Regions from separate parts of the Mus musculus genome. Here region 1 is linked to region 2. The links are chromatin loops, found by intact Hi-C in ENCODE. Cell type or tissue: heart. All regions are shown on one strand. Each heading gives the region's core, and the rest is flanking DNA. Links, peaks and the distances in the headings are about the cores only.

Evidence for each region. Peaks named below come from ENCODE experiments on the same cell type or tissue, not always from the same donor. Only the 100,000 strongest peaks of a DNase experiment are listed, where the experiment ranks them.
Region 1: it touches region 2 in a loop (4-fold over the local background); 15 of 42 quality-filtered maps call a loop at or near these places.

The regions. Positions count from the first base shown.
Region 1 is chr11:110,109,165-110,114,546 of GRCm38, forward strand. It overlaps Abca9 (ATP-binding cassette, sub-family A (ABC1), member 9), which reads right to left. Exons shown (of 39, transcript NM_147220.2): 30 at 5,060-5,177; 31 at 4,028-4,119; 32 at 1,123-1,283. Among named protein-coding and RNA genes, the nearest start is that of Abca8a, 16 kb to the left of the region's middle. In heart, for the core only: a CTCF peak has its summit at 2,205; no DNase peak of the experiment used is centred there.
Region 2 is chr11:109,871,162-109,876,543 of GRCm38, forward strand. No RefSeq gene overlaps it. Among named protein-coding and RNA genes, the nearest start is that of 1700023C21Rik, 28 kb to the left of the region's middle. In heart, for the core only: a CTCF peak has its summit at 2,404 (motif pointing right); DNase peaks (open chromatin) are centred at 2,200, 2,870, 4,060, 4,470 and 1 weaker place; H3K27ac peaks cover 300 bases; H3K27me3 peaks cover 262 bases.

The sequences.
Region 1 (5,382 bases), core at 226-5,225, 240 kb after region 2:
TGTATTAGGAAGGATGAGAACCACCACTCTAGATCCACAAGGCTATGGCTTGGATTATACAGTCCTCATTTCTCTGGCTTTTTGTCTGGTCATATCATCTCTCTCACTCACACACAACCCTGCACTGATACCGTTGTTCTTTGGCCTTCATTAGAGGCTAAAGCAAAAGCTGACATCTTGAACTTTCGTCTTCAAAACTGAATTAAATAGCAGGACAGTGGTTGTGGCACAAGCTTTTAATACAAGCACTGGTAAACAGAGTCAGGCAGATCTTTGTGAGTCAAAGGCCAGCTTGTTCTACAGTGTGAATTCCAGGACAGCCAAGGATTCACAGAGAAATCCTGTCTCAAAAACAGTAACAATAACAACAACAACAACAAAAACAAAACAAATATAAAGTGGGTTCAATAAATAAATCTCTTTTCTTCAAATGTATTCAGACTACTGAGTTTCATTACAATAACACAAAACTGGCTAATACTGATATTTTATAGCTCTCTTTGGTCAACACACTCTTATTTCCACTATTATTTTCCATGTTTCCCCACCACAATGGACTGGTCTTTCTGGTAATAAGCCCAATAGATATTTTCTTCTAAAAAAGAATAAAAGGAAGGAAGGAAGGAAGGGAAAGAGGGAGGGAGGGAGGGAGAGAGAGAGAGAGAAAGAAGGGAGGGAGGGAGGGAGGGAGGGAGAGAGAGAGAGAGGGACAGAGAGAGAGAGAGAAAGAAAGAAAGAAAGAAAGAAGGAAGGAAGGAAGGAAGGAAGGAAGGAAGGAAGGAAGGAAGGAAAGAAAGAAAGAAAGAAAGAAAGAAAGAAAGAAAGAAAGAAAGAAAGAAAGGAGGGAGGGAGAGCGAGAAAGAAAGAAAGGAAGGAAGGAAGGAAAGAAAGGAAGGAAAGAAAGAAAGAAGGAAGGAACGAAGGAAGGAACGAAGGAAAGATCAGTAAACCTTTCTCTCCAGGCTTAAAGTAAGAGAGAACAGCAGTGAACCCATTCGGGATGACTAAGTGTCCCACAAGCAAGGGAACAGTAGTTAGAAGCTCTCTTCTTTAATTCTGTGTGAGCACATTAATAAGATACCACTGTCCTGAGCAGGGATTAAGTGCGGCTTCTCCACATACCGTGTGATGGTGACCACAGCATCCTTTTTCTTCAGCCCCTTCACAGCAGCATACAACTCCAGGTGTTCCTTCACTGTCAGGTTGGGCCACAGCACGTTCTCCTGAGGGCAGTACCCCAAGAATCCGAGGGCAGCACCCCCACCGCTCCCTTTCAAAAACACCTACACAGACAATATATATGTGTTTCTCAGATTCTATCCAAAACTGCATGCACATGTAAGTGACACTTAATGATGTTCTCTTCAGGCACACGGGTAGTAAGAGCATTAGTAAAATTATGACTGCTTGAACAAGACCATGTCATAATGACAACATCAGTTGACATGCCAAGCCAAATTGGGGGGGGGGGTGGAATCCACATGGTCTCAGACTCCATATGAAGAGCTACAGCTTGGCAATGGCTGTTGACAGAGGAAGAATCAGTTTCTTCCAAGGATGAGCTACTACACAGGTTGTCTAACCCTAAGTGATCTGGACACGTGTTTATATGAACAATGCTAAACAGACTCAGTAGCTTATGTGTATACTATAATATGCACACTCTATGTGTGTGTTTATAGAGAAAGATACATATGTGTGTGTATGTATTTATGTATGTGCATGTGCATATACACGTATCAATGATGATTAAAGATGATATCATGGGTTTGGGAAGTGGGGGTGGAACATGAAGAAGTTGGAGGGGTAGGAGAAGGGACAGGAATGAAGTACATGCAGTGCTCATGTATGAAGTTCACACAAAAACCATTAAGTGCTTAAAGAGTTAAATAACTATTTATCTCTGGAGAAATGACGAATCTCTCAGTAATTTAAAAGGGCAAACATTCCATATTATTATGCCGTAACGTAGTTTAAACTTCAGGACTAAATCTACCACCACAGTTCAAGTTCAGATGGCTTAGTTGGTGGCTTATTACATGAGTTCTCTCATTGACCCAGACGCTCAGAACAATGGACACTTGTTAACTGTTCTGTTTCTCAGCAGGGAGGGGGCAATTCTCCCCTCAGGGTACATCTCACACTATCCGAAGATGCTAATATTTGCTTGTCAAATTGGTATTCATGCCCGTGGTGGAAAGGGTACTACTGGCATCTAGTGGGTAAAAGCCAGAGATGCTATTAAATAGCCTACTATACACACATTTACTCAATCAGCAACACCATTGGTTCAAAAGATGAGTGGCCCTGAACTGACTAACAAAGAAAATTTCCCTTAGCAATACATCTACTACACGAGGACCAGGAAAATGATAATATCTATTATTTTGATGAGATCAGTACTGTACCATTTATAACAGCTAAAGTTTACTCTGTGATGCTCTGTACTGAAACCTAAGCATTTCATATAACTTAAATTACATTATTTTCAAATAAACAGAGATATGAACCTAATGCATTCATGGGCTAAGAAATTCGCACAAAAGAAAGAAAAAAGAAAGAAATTTGCACAAGAGTCACAGAAGATAAGCTTGGGACCTGACACCAGGATCAACTTTTAGAAAAGCCCTTGACCTTGATTCTTTGTGATTATCTCTCTGTGGTACAAAAGCAGTTAGCTTTGCCTTACCAAACTTTCAACAGAGAGAGAAAACGGAAAATAAATACATTGAAACATAAATAAACTTATTACAGCTCTCTGCTCAATGCTTTGTGAAAATACATGCATCTAATACGTAAGTTAATCAAGCAAATTGTACAGGCAATACAAGGCCCTTTGAGGAGTGACATTAAGGAGATAGCCAGGCGCCTGGAGATGGCTCTATCTATGGAGGGTGGGGGAATGTCAAGCCCACACACCCTACAGCGAGGAGACCAGAGGCTGAGTCCAGAGGCACAGAGACAGAACAGCAGTTGGCAGAGCCCTCATTTATGCTAACTCTGCAGCCATGATAGAGTTTGGACCTCTATGGTAGGAGTTTGTAATCAGGAGAGTGGCAGGCTTTTGTTTGCATTTGCAAAGGACTGCTCCAGTAGCTGCATCAGGTAAGAATGGAAACAGAAGGCAATTTATGAAGTCTCTTTAGCCATCAGTAGCATCTACAGCAATCTCTCATCAACCTTCCCTCTGATCTAAACCTCAGATCATACACCAAGAGCATTTTCCTCTGAAGTCATAACTGTTTGGTTTCTGATCATCATTTTATCTGATTTGGTCTACAAGGATGCAATTCATATATTTTTATAATTTGTATCCTGCACTCTGGACAATTGTTTTGTCTCTAATGTATGTCACCTTGGTAAGTTCTAGGTCTCCTGCATAGCAGAAGTGTGCTACACTGAGAACTTCAGTGCATCTCCAGTAGCGCCTGAAGCATCTCTTCCATCCCTGAAGACATCATCTCACCATCAGGCCAAGATTTGTCTCAGTTATGACAAGAAATTTTGTCTGGCTGTCTTCTTTGCAAAGACACCCGTGGTTTCTCGCTACACACGAGGCATGTAGTATTTAATTATAGCATGGATTCAGAGAACTGTGATTAAATATGGAGCTTCATGACTGTAACCACATTAGCAGGACTTGGTGGGATTTTAACAGTGATCTTTAGTATAATGCTGGATGAGACAACTCAGTTTACCAAGCTCTTAGAAGACTTATCAGTGCTCTCTTCCCTGAAAGTATGCATGGGTGTGTGTGTGTGTGTGTGTGTGTGTGTGTGTGATGTATATAATATTTTCATTAATATCTCTATTCTCTACTCACTCAAGGGCACTATGCTGACAACCTTAACCTTTCTCAAAAAAATCTTTTTGAATGAAGTAGAAAGAAATGTAGCCAGTCATCTTCAGTGCATGTCACTAGAATCAATTAAGGGCTAACAATGTATGTTTAGGTTGTCATGAGGAATCACTGAAAAGTGTTGGATATATTTAATATTATGGAACCCGTCCTACGTGTATTACTGACCTGACCTGCGGTTGGTATTGTGTCTCCTGTTATCATGCTAATTGTTGTACTTTTGCCAGCTCCATTGTGTCCTAAGAGCCCTAGGACTTCACCTGAAAGAAACAAGCATACTCAAGAACAGGCAAATAACTTTAAAAAATAAAACCAAATATAATTTGCTTTCCCTGTGGAGAGTACACAAAATGTACTATATACATTGTTTCAATCTCTCTCTCTCTCTCTCTCTCTCTCTCTCTCTCTCTCTCTCTCCCTCCCTCCCTCCCTCTCTCTCTCTCTCTCTCTCTCTCACACACACACACACACACTTGATGTTACTACTAACTTTGTCATATAGAAGAGAGATCTGAGTCTTAAAAACTGCAGATAACTTGCTTAAGGTAAGTTGTTAAGAGACTGAGCTTGAATTCTGAAGAGCACTTGCTCCAGTTAACCAGAAACTTCCATACCAAACACTGTTATTATAACTCGAGATAGGTTCTTATTGTGTAGTCCAGAATGCTCTGGAATGCATGGATGGAGCCCAGGCTGGCCTTGAACTTATTATAATATTCTTGCTTAGCCTGCCCAGTTTTGACATTATAGGCATGAATTGTTATGCCTAGCCATTATTTGTTAAGAATAAGAGACGCACCACTGTAACCCGATCAGTCCATTTACTTTCACCCTATGCCAGGGCTTAGAATGGAGCTCATTGGGAGAATGTTTGCCTAGCATGCAGAAGGCCCTGGGTTTCGTCCTCAACATCAAAAAGTAAATAAATATTTGAAATATTTAATACTTAAAATCAATGCTATCCTTTTTACCCCCTTCACTAGGATTTAAGATACAGGCCATAACTCTCTCTTCCTTTGCAAAGAAAAACTGTTCTATTTAAACCAAGGTTTATCAGCTGGAAGGCACGGCCTGAACCCCATGGTGAGCCAGCTGCCTCGGCACTCACCAAAAGATGATCCCTGTCCCAGACATGCATGCCTCTTAGAAAGACCCAGTCTTCAGAGCCCACAGCAACTCTGCTGAACTGTGGTTGCCAACCTTTTTTAACACAGAAGGAGATGTTCCTCGTGGCGATCTTTTTCTTCATTTTGGAAAAGCACCTTTTCGTTCTGCCTATATATTCCTTCCGCAGACAGCTTGCAATGATGACTGGTTTCTGTGAAGACAGATGAAAACCAGTGTAGCATTTTTCTTACCCCTTCCCCCCAGAGACTGCTCACACCTCTTCCCCCAGGCCTTTCCTTGTACAGAGCCATAAGCCCACCCACTCCTGCTACAAACTGCTGTTTTCAAGGGAACCATCCCAAGTCCCCTATGGACATTTGATTTACAGTGCTGTGTGTGATATGTGCTTGCCAGTC
Region 2 (5,382 bases), core at 68-5,067:
AGCAGAGTGGTCTCTGTGGATGAGCCTCCTGGTTCTCATTTTCTCCACGGACATTTTTAATATTGTAGGATAGACAACAGTAACTTCTGTTGGAAGCGGATGCAATGTTTGTAGTGTCCTTAGCTGTTTGCTGTTTTCTTCTCTTCCTGTTACAGAGTTAGGGTATGGGCCAGTCTTAGGACAAGGAGTTACAGAGGATATTTCAAAATGCATACCAGAGCCTGGGGTATGGAAGGGACTGTGCCTCTTAGAGTCCATGTCAACAAGTACAAGGAGCACACGAGGATTCACCTTCTTCCTCCGTCTTGTTGAGGAACTTTCTGGAACGGAAGGTTCATCTGGATTCTTTGGGTAGAGGAAGAAACACATACTCATGTGCATCATTAGCCTAGGTCCGTCCTGCTTTGCCTCTGTCTTACCTGGATACTGAGTTAGGTTATGAAGTAGGCTGAAGGACAGGTGTTGTGGGGAACACCTTTCATCCCAGCATGTGGTAGTGGTAGGTTGATCTCTACCTGGCTCTCTGTGAGTTCAAGGCCAGTCTGGTCTAAGCTGTGAGTGAGAGCCAGGTCATCAGCCAGAGTGTCTCAAAAGGCATTTATGCTTGGGGTGGGGGGTGGATGGGACTGTGGAGGGTGTGTGTGTGTGTGTGTGTGTGTGTGTGTAGGGGCATCAGAGAAACAGGTTAAGAAATCAATTCATCTTCTCTTTGAGGGGATAAAAGAGGATGCACAAAGGCATCTGCTGGTTCGTGTGTAATGCGGATGTGTCCCCAGGTTTCACAAGTTGGATACTTGGTTTCCGACACAGCAACACTGAGATGCTGACCCTCTGGGCTGTCTTAGAAATTCGACTTTGTTATGCTAAGCCCTCTGCGGAATGCTAGCCCAGGATCTTGTGTGACGCCCTTGGCCATGCTCTGATGTAACAGGAAGACCCTCACTAGATGCTGGGTAGGTGCTATAGCTATGATCTTGGACTTCCCAGACTGCAGAGCTGGGGCTTAAATAAGCCTGCATGCTGTAGAGGTATTTGGTTATCAGAAAATAAGACAGAAGGTTTCTGCACTCTAAACGTTATAACAGGCCTCTAGACCTTAGACACCCACCCGCCCCAGACCTTACTTAGTACAACTGACGCCATGTTGGAAGCCCATTCAGGCCCTGGAAACTAGCGAGAGACAAAGGCTAAGTCAACAGTTCCAGGATGCAGCCGGGGAAATCTCTCAATGTGCTAACCTTGCTTTTCAGTTTCGGTTGTTCCGCTCCTTGCTAACCGTTCTTGTTAACGGAAGTGTGTCACCTCAGAATATGTTTTGTTGTTTGTTTGTTTTGTACTGAGAGGCTCAGGTAAGGTACGGCTTGCGGCTGAATGGCTTGGGTATGTTTTCTGTGCAGCCAGCTGGCTATAAAGACTTTCTATTTGGCTCTAAGAGTCCGTGTGTTCTCTGACGGAGTTACCTCACAACAACTTGAGAGGTCACATGAGAGAATTCTTCTAAAGTGAATCGTTTGCATTTGTTCTTTTGAAAATCTTAAAGTTGATTTATCTTATGTGTATGAGTGTTTCCATTTATGTGTCTCTGTGAATTACACAAATGCTAGGGGCTTGTGGAGGTCAGAAGAGGATGTTAGACTCCCTTGATCTGGAACTAGGGACGGCTGTAAGTCACCATAGGAGTACTAGGAAGTGAACTTAGGTTCTCTGCTAGAGCAACGAGTGCTTTTAACCACGGCACCATCTTTCCACACTCCACCTTCCAATTTGCATATATTCTTGATCAACCTGCCTTTATAATGAGTAGACTAGAGATTTCAGTTCCTGGGTCTCAGGTCTCACATCTCCCACTGTCCCCTGCCTCCAAGTCACAGGAGTCATTTTAAGTGTGTTCAGACAATTAAAAGAAAATGACTGATGTGTCCAGTAACATTGGCAGCTGAGGGTCTTTTGCAAGAGTCTTCTTCCTAGAGGTTGAGCCTATATCTGAGCTAGACCAGCAGAAGCTCTTCAGAAGAAACACAGTGATTATTAAAGGGAACCGTCCCTGGTTAGATCTGAATGCAGTTCAAGCTGCTACTTCCCAAGAAACCAGGATCAAATACTGGGGAGACACATTTTTGGTCCACCTTCATCAGGAGCAAATTCATGCCATAGCTCTGCTAAAAATAAGAAGCCCATCAGAGCCGGGCGGTGGTGACTTACACCTTTAATCCCAGCACTTGGGAGGCAGAGGCAGGCGGAATTCTGAGTTCGAGATCAGCCTGGTCTACAGAGTGAGTTCCAGGACAGCCAGGTCTACACAGAGAAACCCTGTCTCAAAAAAAAAAAAAAAATAAAAATAAAAAAAAGAAAGAAATCCATCAGAATATTTTCCAGATTCGACCAGAAGATGGCGCAATCTGAAAACTAATTTACGCATCTCCACAAAACAAGGTTTTTTTCCCCGCACTAGGGTCTCACAGAACCAAGTATTACAAAACACAGTTTTAAAATGCTTATTATATATCCTAATATCCTAAATATCATGATAATTCTTTGCATTCCTTGGTGGGGAGTATTTCTATGAAAAGGTTTTTTGGGGGAATGATACAAATAAGGCAAGCCCCCCCCCAATCTTTGCACATTCTGGAATTTTAGAACATGTTCCCAGATTCCTATAGGGAAGGGTACATGAACAAAGGACTCCTCTGTGGCTGTAAATAAGAAGCTGGGTTGGGGCTGGGAGGAGGAGCGCGCTCTAGAAAGAACCGATTTCATGGCCGGAGCTCTGTGACCTTTTCCTGCTGCCCCAGAGGGACAGAAGCTTCCTGACTGCTACAATCCAACCATTTGGTTTTTCTTACTCTCATGGAATTTAAGAGTTGGATGGGACTCTTGAGAACATTTGGTCCAAGCCTTCTCCCGGCACGGAAGTCGTTCTCATTATCTCCCTGGCCACAGCAAGAAACAACATCTGTCCGAACCTCACCACAGCCATCCCATTTCCGTGCGGCTCTGGGGGGCGGGGTAGCCTCGGAAAGACGGGGTGGGGGGGGAGAGGGGGCTAGCCTCTTCCGCTGTACTGATAATGATAATACTTCACGAATGTGGTACGTACACACTTCCTCATTGAAAACCAACATTCCTCTAAGGGATGGGGTACGTTGTGGGTCACACAATAAGCAAACCAGATTGCATAACTCCCTCTCCTGAATTCCACAGCCAGCATCTGAGGAGGGTACTATTGTTTCCTTGTGTGAGAATGAGGGACTTGGTGCTCAGAGAGATTAAGTCGCCTGCCATCAGAAAACTCGGCACATAAAGAGTAATCGGTGATGGTCGTCACCAGAGGCTTGCCATGAAGGGTCTAACCCGAAGTTCATGCCTTCAACTCTGCTATTCATGCATCTCTGTGTGACAAAGGGCCACCAGAGCCCTCACTGGGTACATCTACCTCACTGAGGCACCTAGCTCATTCTCCCACGGCTGCTCAGCAATGTGTCTAAGCTCTCTACCTTCTGATTCACGAGAACCCTCCAGGTATCACATACTAAGATCGTGCCTATCACTAGCCCTATCTTTCTAACTGTCCTCTAGAGAGATGAGGCCCGGGGACATGGTTCAATGGGTAAAATACTCGCCTCAGAATCATGAGGATCTGATTTTGATCTCCACAACCCAGACAAGAAGCCAGGCTCTGTGGCTGTGATCCTAGTTCCGGGGAGACAAAGACAAGGCAGATATCCCTGGAATCCATAGTCCAACCAATGTAGGAGAATTGGTGAGAGACCCTGCCTTGAACATTAAGGTGGAGAGTGGCTGAGGGAGACACTTGGCATTGACCTCTGGCCTCCATATGTACAAGTGTACATGAGTGCATACGAATGCACAAATGCAACTATAGCTGTCAATCATCTACCTTACTGCCCCTTGTAAATCACTAACCCCCATGGAGTCCTGTTTTCCTAGTCTGTAGGCCTCATTGTACGGTGTTGTAATCTTCTGTAACTCACTGGACATCTGCCTTCCCCATTAGACTCTGTGAGGGCCAGAGTTACTTTGTTGTTATCATTTCCCTGGGGCCTCATCCAGTTCCCTGAATGGCGCAGCTGTTCAGTTGATAACATAGCCAGTCTACCGATGGGAATAATCAGACCTTCATTCCTCCTACACAAGATAATTGTGAGAAACAAAGAAGGGGTCTGCTCATGAAAAGCACCGTGTTCTGTTAAAACCAAGCAACCAACCAACCAAGCAACCAAGCAAGCAACCAAGCAACCAACCAACCAACCAACCAACCAACCAACCGAACAAACAAAACAACACCAACAAAAACCAGTTCTGCCATCACTGGTAACAAACAAACTACATGTTAGGCTGATTAAGAAACCAGCTTCTCTCCTGGCTAAAAGCCCCAAATGGTCTCATTCATGCCTCTTGGCAGCCTTGGTGGAAGCCAAAGATGGTGGAAGCCAAAGATGACACAAGTATTTGGGAGGCTCTGCTCTGATTCCCAAGTGATTTTAGTGTTAACACCTTCACAGGGTCAATATTAGGATAGCGGTAAAGGCCTGCTGAGAGAAAATCTCCTCTGGTCAGGAGACTGCAGTCTCTGGCCTGGCTGGAGACCTACCATGCTGGTTGGATGGGACCAATCACCTATTCAAGAGACCACCTCTAGGAAGAGGGGCAGCACAGGCAGGCAGGCATCCTTAATCCAGGCTAAGGAAGTAGGCAGAATAATTAATCCTCTAATGAGTTACTGTACCTCTTCTTCTTTGAATCCCTGACCTTAGCCCAGGAACTTTATTGAACTGCATCTATGTAGATCTGAAGATCTACTTGATTTTGTGAAGTACACGGAAAAGCCCGAGTTCCCCTTTTCTTCTTCCTCTTTTTGCAAGCATGCTTTCTTTGACACCTGGGGCTTCCCTAACACTTTGCTCACTTCTCTCCTAAAGACTCCTCCTTTCTCTTCTAACCTCTTTATCTTCCGTCAAGGGGCTGCTTGTCCACCCTGGGGCTGACCCCCCAGGCCAGCTTGAATGGCATAGCTCCCCCCCCCCCCATCCCCTTCTCTCTTTTTCTCCTCCGGGCAGTTGCTAAGATTTATAGCTGAAGATTTAGAGCCTGTTCTAGGTGGTTTTGTTTTACATACTAATAAAATTGTCCTGTAGGCTTTTAAAACTAAAAAATAATGAGGCTGAGATGGCTCAGGGGTTAAGAGCAGTGACTGCTCTTCCAGAGATCCTGAGTTCAATTCCCAGCAACCACATGGCGGCTCACAACCATCTGTAATGGGATCCAATGCCCCATTTGGTGTGTCTGAAGACAGCAACAACGTACTCATATACATAAAATACATAAATAAATAAGTCTTAAAAATAAATAAACATAATAAAA